2 separate regions of the Homo sapiens genome follow, and region 1 is linked to region 2. Evidence: chromatin contacts called from ENCODE Hi-C data. All regions are on one chromosome and are shown on one strand. Each heading gives the region's core, a stretch centred on a gene start or an enhancer-like site at or near the end of the contact. The rest is flanking DNA. Distances are from core to core; before and after follow the strand shown.

Region 1 (5,304 bases), core at 2,335-4,834, 180 kb after region 2:
ATAAGAACCCCTTCTCCCTTGTCCAAGTGTGCGCTCGCCATTGCTCCATCTATAAGGGCGCACCCTTCTATAGAAGTACATTGCCTTGCTGAGAATTAAAAAGAAAATTTTATATTCGAGTGCTATGTCTTTTGCGGCACCGAAACTTTATTTATAACAAAATCTACAAGGGCTTAACGATAAAGTCAAAATTACTGACAAGCTCAGGGAAAATGCAGACTTCAGCCCCAGGTGGCTACAATCCCTCTTTAATGAATTCCAGTCTTCTTTATGGAATTGGTTAACCCCTTTAATAAGCACCCTCTTGCTGTTATGTCTTGTATTAATAATTGGACCCTGTATACTCAATACTATAACTTGAATTGTTTCCTCTCACCTAGAAGCGATCAAACTCCAAATGGTCCCGCAAACTGAGCCACTCATGGACAGGCCTTTCTTCTGAGGACCTTTAGGTTGACCCCACAAGGAGCCCTCGCTGCTGTTCCCCATTCAACGCCCCTTTTCAGCAGGAAGCAGCCAGAAAGAGTCATCAGCCAAAACCTCCTAACAGCAGTTAGGGTGACATCTCCACAGGGGGGAATGTTATAGGAGTTATTAAGAAATTATTTTAGGCAGATAGAGAGGAAAAGGGGTCCTTGGGAAGTTTTTGTTTCTTTCTTTTAAAGCAGCTGCATAAATGTTTCTTGTCTAGCAGGAAAGCACAGGCTCTTAGAGCCAGGCCGGCAACCTTTGATATGCAATTGCAGGCCATTAGAAACTGGGTCCACCCAAACATGGCGATTCCTGCCCTCTTCTTCTTAGTGCCTCAATCACTCATTTTGGTCGTTACCAGAAAGGAACTCATATTTAGCTGGAATCTATGCCAGGTAATGTTACAGAGGGTAGTAGTCAGACATGAACAGGGCAGGAGAAGGCCCCCACACCCCACCAGGAATGTCAGGTGATGGTCCAGCAGTTGTCCCACTGCCTCTCTAAAATAATAACTGGTCTGAGCCAGCACCAGGGAAAGACAGTTTCCCAACAGATTAAAAAAACACCTGAAACTGGTGATTGGCAGCTTCCCGATAAGATCTCAGGAATTGGGTGAGTGGGCTCAATCATGTGCATTAAGAGGCAAAATAGCAGAGTTTAACTGGCATATGACCTTCCAGGTACATTCCACCAGAAAAGGGAAGAACACCTACCTCAGGTGAGCATGCATACAACTCTAGCAAACACACTGCGCATGCTCACCTCCCGAGCCTAGCAGGCCACCGCGCATGCACGCAGATCACCCTCGCCCTAAGGGAAGAATGAGGGGAAGAGGCACCAGATGTTGGAAGTATGCCAGCACCTAAATCCCTAAATCCAAGGTCAAGTGGGGCACTTGTCCTTCAACTTGCCCAGCTGGGCCTCCTCCAAGTGTACTTTCCTTTCTTTCATTCCCGTTCTAAAGCTTTTTAATAATCTTTAGCTTCTGCTCTGATACTTGCCTTGGTCTCTTATTCTGCCTTATGCCCCTCAGTCAAATTCTTCTGAGGAGGCAAGAATTCAGGGAGGGAGGGAAGGAGGGAGGAAAGTGAAGGCAGGGAGGGAGGGAGGGAGGGAGGAGGGAGGGAGGATGGAAGGAAGGAAGGGAGGAAGGGAGGGAGGGAGGGAGGGGGCAAGTGAAGGGAGGAAGGGAGGAAAGTGAAGGGAGGAAGGAAGGAAGGAAGGAGAAGGGAAGAAGGAAAGGAAGGAAGGAAGGATACATCCTTGAATAAGGATCAATGAGGACCAAAGCCCCAAAATGACAAATGTCCCATAGGACAGGGTGGGGTAGCATTTCTAATGTGATGCTAGCCTGCGTTCCATCAAAAATGGGTTTACTGGCCGGGTGCAGTGGCTCACACCTGTAATCCCAGCACTTTGGGAGGCCGAGGCAGGTGGATCACTTGAGGTCAGGAGTTCGACACCAACCTGGCCAACATGTTGAAACCCCAACTCTCCTAAAAATACAAAACATTAGCTGGGTGTGGTGGTAGGCGCCTGTAATCCCAGCTACTCGGGAGGCTGAAACAGGAGAATCACCTGAACCCACGAGGCAGAGGTTGCAGTGAGTTGAGATAGTGCCATTGCACTTCAGCCTGGGCAACAAGAGTGAAACTCTGTCTCAAAAAAAAAAAAAAAAAGTTTACAAATCCCATCGTAACCTGAAGGCAATTGCTTTGAGATCTGTTCACAAGAGCCATAGATTTATCATGTAACTTAACTTCATTTGGTACAAACTTTGTTTTTTTTTTGGAGTTGGCCCCATTTGGGAAAATCAGAATGTAGATCTGGAATTTAAATATTGCCTACAAAGCTAAACAGACAAAATGCAGTTGTTGCTTACCTGAAACAAATGTTTGCGGCATCTAAGGACTGATAGGCTGGGACAGAATTAAGATAGTGTTAGGAAAGGGTCCCCTAAGGTTGGGTCGAGTTGCCCTTTCATAGGAAGAAGAGAGGCCTGGGAAAACTTTCTAACCAGGAAGGTAGACATTAATGTCCATAGTTAACATTAGTCAATGATTATTTACTAGGTATGCTCTTTTTAGAGACGTTTATGTACACTCTCGTTTAGTCTTAGTACAGCTCATAATGAGCTGGTACTATTATAACCCTCATTTTACAGAGGAGGAAACAGCCTTCACATGTGTACAGAAATCAGTGAAGCCTGCCTATCACCCATACTTGCTGGGTTCAACATGAACGGCACAGGCAAGGAGAAAGCCCTGTGACCAGCGGTACCAGAAAGAGTGAAAGGGCGCCATCTAGTGACTGTCATGGTGGTTGGCAGTAGAGGTTGGAAGCCGGTGGTTTTTTTTCGTGGGTTTTTTTTGCTGTTGTTTTGGGGTTGTTTTTCTGTGTGAGACAGAGTTTTGCTCTTGTTGCCCAGGCTGGAGCGCAACTGCGGACTACCAATTTCAGTTGTTTCTATCTACTGGGAAACGGCCGCTCCCTGGTGCCAGCTGCAACCAATTATCATTTTAGCGAGGCAGGATGACAACCTCCGGCCCATCACGTGATGGTCGCCTGACATTTCTGGTGTGTGGGGGGAGCTGTCTCCTGCCCTGCTCATGCCCCACTAGCTACCTACTGTAACATTCTCGGGTATCTGGAATACAGTACTAAGCATCTTAAAAAAAACTTCACTGGCGGCCGGGCACAGTGGCTCATGCCTGTAATCCCAACACTTTGGGAGACCAAGGCAGACGGATCACGAGGTGAGGAGTTAGAGACCAGCCTGGCCAACATGGTGAAAACCCCATCTCTACTAAAAGTACCAAAATGAGCCGGCCATGGTGGCGTGCGCCTGTAGTCCCAGCTACTCAGGAGGCTGAGGCAGGAGAATCACTTGAACCTGGGAGGCAGAGGTTGCAGTGAGCCGAGATTGCACCATTGCACTCCAGCCTGGGCAACTAACAGTGAAACTCTGACTCAAAAAAAAACAAAAAACAAAAAACAACCCCCCCCCCCCCCCCACACACACACACACACACACACGCAGAGGCAAAATGGCGGGGGGTAACCTTCTAGGGGGTCATTCCACCGGAAACGGGAAGAACGACTCAGGTGAGCATGCCTGCAGCTCCAGTAAACACACGTAACTCCGGTAAACATGCTTGCCTCCCAAGCACAATCAGGTCACTGCGCATGCGGGTGGCTCACCCTAAGGGAAGAATGAAGGGAAAGGGGTGCAAGACGCCGGAAGCAGGGCAGCATGTAAAATCCTAGGTCCAAGGTCAAACGGAGCACTTGACCTCCAAGGTGCCCCCTTAAGCCTCTTCCAAGTGTACTTTCCTTTCTTTCATTCCTGCTCTAAATCTTTTTCATCAATTTCCACTCCGCTGTAAAACTTGCCTCGGTCTCTTTTCCTGCCTTATGACAATCTATTTTTTTCTTCTGAGGAAGGAAGAGTTGAGGCTGCTGCAGACCTGTACAGATTCGCTGCCGGTCTCTCAGATAACTTCCACTACTAGCAAGAAAGCAAACACACCACATCAATGAACCACCACCATGTAGCTTAAGAGCTGTAAACTTTCACTTTTACTTTTTTTTTTTTTTTTTTTTGAGATGGAGTCTCCCTCTGTCACCCAGGCTGGAGTGCAATTGTGCAATCTTGGCTCACTGCAACCTCCACCTCCGGGGTTCAAGCAGTTCTCCTGCCTCACCCTCCTGAGTAGCTGGGATGACAGGCATGTGCCACCACACCTGGCCAACTTTTTGTAGAGATGGGGCTTTGCCATGTTGGCCAGGCTGATCTCAAACGCCCAGCCTCAAGTGATCCACCCACCTCAGCCTCCCAAAGTGCTGGGATTACAGGCATGAGCCACCGTGCCTGGCCAATTCTTCACTTTTTCAAGTAAATATATGCACACTGATTAAAAACCCAAATGAACGAAAGCTAGATACAGTGGGAAGTCAGCCTCCACATCCCCCAGCTACCCAGTCCTCCCCAGAAGCAACTGCTGTTACCAGCTTCCCATGTCCCCTTCCAGAGACAGTCTAAGTAAGCAAATACTTTGATACAAATAATAGCATACCACGGTAGCCGGAATAAAGCCTCCTCACCAAGGTGTCCGTGTCCTAATGCCTGGGATCAGTAAATATGTGATACGGCAATAGGGACGGGGCAGCTGATTCAAGTTAAAGGCCTTGAGAAGGCAGATTATCCAGGTGGGCCCTATGTAATCAAACAAATCCTTAAAGCTGAGAACCTTCCCAGGCTGTAGTCAGAAGAAGATGTGACTTTGGGGTTAGAGAGACGCAAAGTTGCTGGTACTGAAGATGGAGGAAGCCACGTAATGCAGGTGACAAAAACACTGATTCTCTCCTTAGCCCCCTGGAAAGGCGTGCAGCCCTGCTGGCGCCTTGATCCCAGGCAGGTGAGGCCTGTGTCAGACTTCCTACCCCAAAATCAGAAGGTAATAAGTTTGTGTCTTAAGCCCCTAAATTTGAGAACATTTGCTACAGCAACAATAGAAAACTAATAAATACACTAGTACCCTTTTCTTTCCTTCTTTCTTCCTTTCCTTTTTTTTTTTTTTTTTGACGGAGACTCACTCTGTCACCCAGGCTGGAGTGCAGTGACGTGATCTCGGCTCACTGCAATCTCTGCCTCCCCTGTTCAACCTGTTCAAGCAATTCTCCTGCCTCAGACTCCCAAGTAGCTAGGATTACAGATGCACAGCACCACACCTGGATTTTTTTTTTTTTTTTTTTTTTTTTTGTATTTTTAGTAGAGACATGGTTTCACCACATTGGCCAGGCTGGTCCGGAACTCCTGACCTCAAGTGATCC
Region 2 (5,397 bases), core at 1,847-4,346:
AGCCTGGCCAACATGGTGAAACCCCGTCTCTACTACAAATACAAAAAAAAGAAATTAGCTAGGTGTGGTGGTGCACACCTGTAATCCCAGCTACTCGGGAGGCTGAGGCAGGAGAATCGCTTGAACCCGGGAGGTGGAGATCACAGTGAGCCAAGACCACACTACTGAGTGAGACTCTGTCTCAAAAAATAAAAAATAAATTAAAAAGATGATATGGTAATGCTAAGGTCATTTCATTCAGTCTCTAAATTCATGGCAGATGGGCATGGTGGTGTACGCCTGTAGTCCCAGCTACCCAGGAGGCTGAGGTGGGAGGATCCCTTAAGCCTGAGAGGTAGAGGTTGCAGTGAGCCATGATTGCACCACTGCACTCAAGCCTGGGCAACAGAATGAGGCTGTGTCTTAAAAAATACATAAATAAACAAATTAATGCCAGAATTAGGAAGGAAAATTTAATTACATAAATTCTCTAAGACTCTATAAAACAGCCAGATGAGTGGTCCAATCCCCTTTCCAAATAGCTTTGGTTTCAATTTTATGTTTGTTGGCTTGGGGTCCGTCCATCTGGGTCATGTATTGGGCCAGTGTGGGATCTCAGGCATTGTTACTGGGTTCGCACGGCTGTTCCCTAACCTAACATGGCAGCATTAGATGCCAGCACTTTGATCCATGCACACACACAGGATATAGACATAAGAGCTTCCCAAACCAACTGGAAAGAGTCCCAGTGGGAATACTCCACGACATATTCATCAAAGTCAAATGCAGAGCAAATTGACCTGGCTCATTAATTATGAAAATTCTCTCACAAAGTGACATGTTGCTAACTATGTGGAAGCTTAGCACATTTTCACGTGGTTCTTTTTGTCTACTTGGATCCAAAATGTCACATTTAGTAATGCGTTGAGGTTTTCTTTTCCTTACTTAGGAAGAAAAAGCTATTTTATGCCGAACCCACATCTAAATATATATACTCGTGTGTTTACATATGCCCACTATGTGGATAGAGGTAGCCTGTTGGTAAGAAGGAAGTTTGCTATGCCAGAATTTGTTTTACAAAGATATATAGAAGGAATTTGAAAAATAAATGTTGATTATTTTAAAACCCTTGAATCTATGTTGAGCGCCTGTCCCCCCTGGACTAACTGGGCAAATTCAGACATCATATGAAAACCTGGCCTTATTTCTCTACATATGTTGGCTAAAGCAGTGAAAAGAACATGGGCCTCTCTCCACCATCACTGAAAGGAATTTCAGTTCCTTAGGTCTTTCATTTCCTCTCTCAAAATGTAGGAATGAGAACTTTCAGAAGCTCACAAAAGTTACCCTTCTATATTCAGGCCTTTTATCTAAACTGAGATGGTCATTATGTACTGCTTGACTTTTAAAAGCTCCTAAATGTGGCCAGGCACAGTGGCTCAAGCCTGTAATCCCAACACTTTGGGAGGCTGAGGTGGGTGGATCACCTGAGGTCGGGAGTTCGAGACCAGCCTGACCAACAATGGAGAAACCCTGTCTCTACTAAAAATACAAAATTAGCCAGGCGTGGTGGGCCATGCCTGTAATCCCAGCTACTCGGGAAGGCTGAGGCAGGAGAATCGCTTGAACTCGGGAGGCAGAGGTTGCAGTGAGCCAAGATCACGCCATTGCACTCCAGCCTGGGCAACAAGAGTGAAACTCCATCTCAAAAAAAAAAAGCTCCTAAATGTGCCTACTGAATCTTATGACAATGCCTGATCATTGAAAATCCTTTCTGGATCAGTTAGGTTATTAGTTTGGCTATCATTAAAAAAGGTCAAAGTAACAGTAACTTAAATTGATAATAGTTTATTTATTTTAAATATGGTCTAATCATAAATATTCAAAGTGTTATAACACTCCATAGTATCAGAGTTCCCGCTCTTCCTGTCCTGCTGTTCTGCCATCCAAAACACATAGCACGTGCATACCTGTGCATACCTAAGCCTGTGCATAGAGGCCCCACAGCAACTCTGCACATAGCCCTCAAGGTCACATCCCACGGGCCATGTGGCAGTTCTTGCTGCAAGGGAAGCTGGGAAACATAACCTTTGTTCTGGGCTGCATTGGACTCAACTTTACTAAAGGAAAGGGATGGCTGAGACCAGCCATGTCTGCCACAGCCTTCTTTTCATTAAGGTGCAGCGTTTCCCTAAGTATTGGCACAGAGAAGGCACAAAATAGATATGTGTTCAATGAACAAATAAACAAATGAATAAATAAAATTCTTCAGGGAATGCTTATCTGAAAACAGACATGAAAACAGTTTGCTAGGATATTCACGGTTGGTTGTTTTCATCAATTTCTCAGAGGAGAAATTTAGTTTTTATTAGATCATTAAATCAATTTAAACAGACATATATTTGTATATCAGCATCAGGAAGAGCAATGTAAATGTCCTACGGGTGACATCATCATATTCTTCCCCAGCATTTCTCAAACCTATCTAGCCATGGAACCCTTTGTCAGAGAACATTTACTAATGATTTACAAGACATTCATGAAAAATACTCTCCTGCCTAAAATCTTAGCAGAAAAATAGAATTCAGCCATTTATCCACTTAGGATAGGACCATAAAGAAGTCAATATACATGTAAATAAACTACATTTTTTTAAAGCAACAAGAGAGAAGTCTTTTCAGCACATACTATTAACAGTCCCATAGTATCTTCCAATGGCTGTGAATAACTAGTAGGTTGACCTGCCACCTTACATAATGTCTTCATCTCCCCAGTAATTTCCCAATAATCCTGGAGTACTGGAAATGGAAGACACCTTAAAATGGTATCAAAGCCATTCGTCGGCCTTCAGATCCTAATGTCACTAAACTAACTGAGAGAAACCAACATCAGAGCAAAACCTCATGACATGAGCTCATTCCTACACAGGGTCTGGAAAACATCACTTCCACTTTAAGTACACACTAAAAAAGGATGATGATTCAGACAGACAATCTTAGCTGCACTGCGCGGGTGGACAAGGGGATTGTAACCAGCCATCCAGGAAATCTGGCATCTGTCCAGAAAACAAGTCTAAATTTTGAAAGGTCTCTGCCTAACACATTCAGTTTATGTCCACAGGTCTCTGAGGAAGTGCACTTATAAAGAGGAGATGACTACGTTAGAAATTATGACTGAGGCAGCTTTTGCGCTGTAACTCTTGCTTAAAAGGGAAGTACGCCAGTTCCCCTTTGAAACAGTTTCTAAGCAGCAGGTGGCTACCACCAGGAAGCCAGGCACACGATGCAGCAGTATTGATATCTGGCTGTGTTGTACAGATCTTCCCTTTATCCATTCGAAGGATGTGAAAGCGAGGGCAGAGGGTAGAATTTTTAGCTGGTAATGGTCTCTTTTAATCAAAGAACTCAATAAATTACAAAGAGACTGAGTCACTTGTCCTGTCTCAAAGAAATGTCATAAGAATAGCTCAGGGCAGTAAAGGAAGTTTAATTAACGCAGCCGGGTGTGGTAGTTCACACCTGTAATCCCAGCGCTTTGAGAGGCCAAGGCAGGCGGATCACCTAAGGTCAGGAGTTCGAGACCAGCCTGGCCAACATGGCAAAACCCCATCTCTACTTAAAAAAAAAAAAAATTAGCTGGACATGGTGGCACATGCCTGTAATCCCAGCTACTGGGGAGGCTGAAGCAGGAGAATCGCTTGAACCTGGGAGGTGGAGATTGCAGTGAGCCAAGATCATGCCACTGCACTCCAGCCTGGGTGACAGGGTGAGACTCCACCTCAAAAAAAAAAAAAAAAAAGAGCTCAGAATTGGAGAACATTTATAAGTAGCTTGGTTTAGGGGAGGACAAATGAGGAGAAAGCCGATCTAAAATAGGTTGGGACAATCTATTAGCCAACTATCTACACTCTCCCACCATAGTTTTCATTATTGCATTAATGAAAGCTGAGTCTCCAGAAATTAAAAAAGACTGTTTCTCAACCTATCTAAGCTGCAATCCGTTTTAATGAAGCTAAGTATAGAGACAGAGGGAACCTAGATAATAATAGAAATAACTGTGCTAATGTTTAAAAGAAGAAAAGAATGAGGTTAAGGTTAATTGCAGTAAATAATAATGAAAAATGTGTGTTATTCAATATAGTCACTAAAAGGATGAAAATATTTTCAAATATGACTCATTCCAGTTGAAACAGGAAGGGAAGTAAAAGCATCAACATCTGACAAGACATTAAACTCCCTAAGTCAGAGCAGCGCTGCCCCTGTGGGGAAGAAACTATCCTCCTCCCAATGGCACAGAACCAACTCACTCAAGCCAGGCGCCTCTGGAGAAAGTCACTGAATCACATATGTGTGTGCACACACACACACGACAATAGCCAGCCAGAGAGTGAGAAAGAAAGAGGGTATACTGACCCCTAAAGGACCAAGGCAGACTGTAGACATCTTTCAAGAAGGAAAGGAATGAAGAAAAAAAAAGGCAATAGATAATTTAGCTCAAAATCATGTTGGGAGAGGGTTGACCAGTTCTTGGACCCAGGGATCTTGAGAGAAAGAGTAGATGAGCCCAAATGTCCTCAGTAGGCACTTGAGGTAAGGAGCCAAGAGCTGACTTAGAAGGAGAAGGAAGGAGGACCCACAGGAATAATAAAGCAAGAAGGAGAGCACTTAAATACACCACATGTCTTCAAATTCGCAGGCCCTAGGGATTTGTAACTTGTTACAAAGTTATTTCTGAAGGCTAGAAAAATGTACAGAAAACATATGCTGCTTCAAAAGTGGGAGTGGAGAGAGTGGGAGAAAGGGATGACCTGCTTCTGTGAATAAATGTTCCTATTGTAATTCCTTAACTGGCAAAGTACTTTTGTGTAAATGATACTTTGTAAACCCATAGGCAGAAACCTAGCTGAGAAATAATCAGCACAAATAGGCAGAGTACAAATGCGTATTTATGCAACTTTCTCGGTTTTTTATTTCTTAAAAAAAAGCACTAAACTTCACATTTACAGAAGAATGAAAGGCGTGTCATTTGTTTTAATTTTTTAAGATGTTGATTTAATCTAATCAAGATTTTGGTGCAAGTGGAATCAACTACCTTAGGAAGGCAGATAGAATTAGAGTCTTGATGTGCAACTCAAATCTAGATGTTTCCTCCTGACTTTCCCCCAGCTCAGCCTCCTCATCCAACTGCCATTGGACCCTCCACCTTCCCAGACTGAACTCAGTACTTCCCCTTCCTTCACTCTATCTCCTCTTCCATTTTCATCTCTCCTTCTCCTCTCAACCCTCTTGCACTCTTTCCTAGACCTCAGTTAATGAAGTCGGCATCCATCCAACCTCCAACGCAAGCAATATTTTGAAAAACCCCTGCTTGAAATAAATGTCACTTCCTTCACTTATAGAATAAAATCCAAACTCTCCC

Evidence for each region. A loop is a pair of places that touch in the nucleus more often than their neighbours do. Pooled maps may share reads with other maps.
Region 1: a loop to region 2 is called in a map of OCI-LY7, with 3 times the contacts of the local background. The contact joins two enhancer-like sites. A Hi-C loop is called at or near these places in 9 of 168 maps with a recorded cell type or tissue (GM12878, IMR-90, K562 and 6 more), 11 of 37 single-sample maps with no recorded cell type and 19 of 50 pooled maps.

The regions. Positions count from the first base shown.
Region 1 is chr21:36,110,192-36,115,495 of GRCh38, forward strand. The region is part of intron 1 of CBR1-AS1 (CBR1 antisense RNA 1); the gene reads right to left. Among named protein-coding and RNA genes, the nearest start is that of CBR1-AS1, 14 kb to the right of the region's middle. RefSeq lists enhancers at 2,724-2,853, 2,894-2,993, 3,135-3,647, 3,985-4,044. Within about 2 kb of position 3,585, at least 27 of the 41 ENCODE cell types and tissues checked have a DNase peak (open chromatin) inside an H3K27ac peak, as active enhancers do; they include OCI-LY7, PC-3 and PC-9, where a contact is called at or near this core.
Region 2 is chr21:35,929,380-35,934,776 of GRCh38, forward strand. No RefSeq gene overlaps it. Among named protein-coding and RNA genes, the nearest start is that of LINC01436, 73 kb to the right of the region's middle. Within about 2 kb of position 3,097, at least 24 of the 41 ENCODE cell types and tissues checked have a DNase peak (open chromatin) inside an H3K27ac peak, as active enhancers do; they include OCI-LY7, PC-3 and PC-9, where a contact is called at or near this core.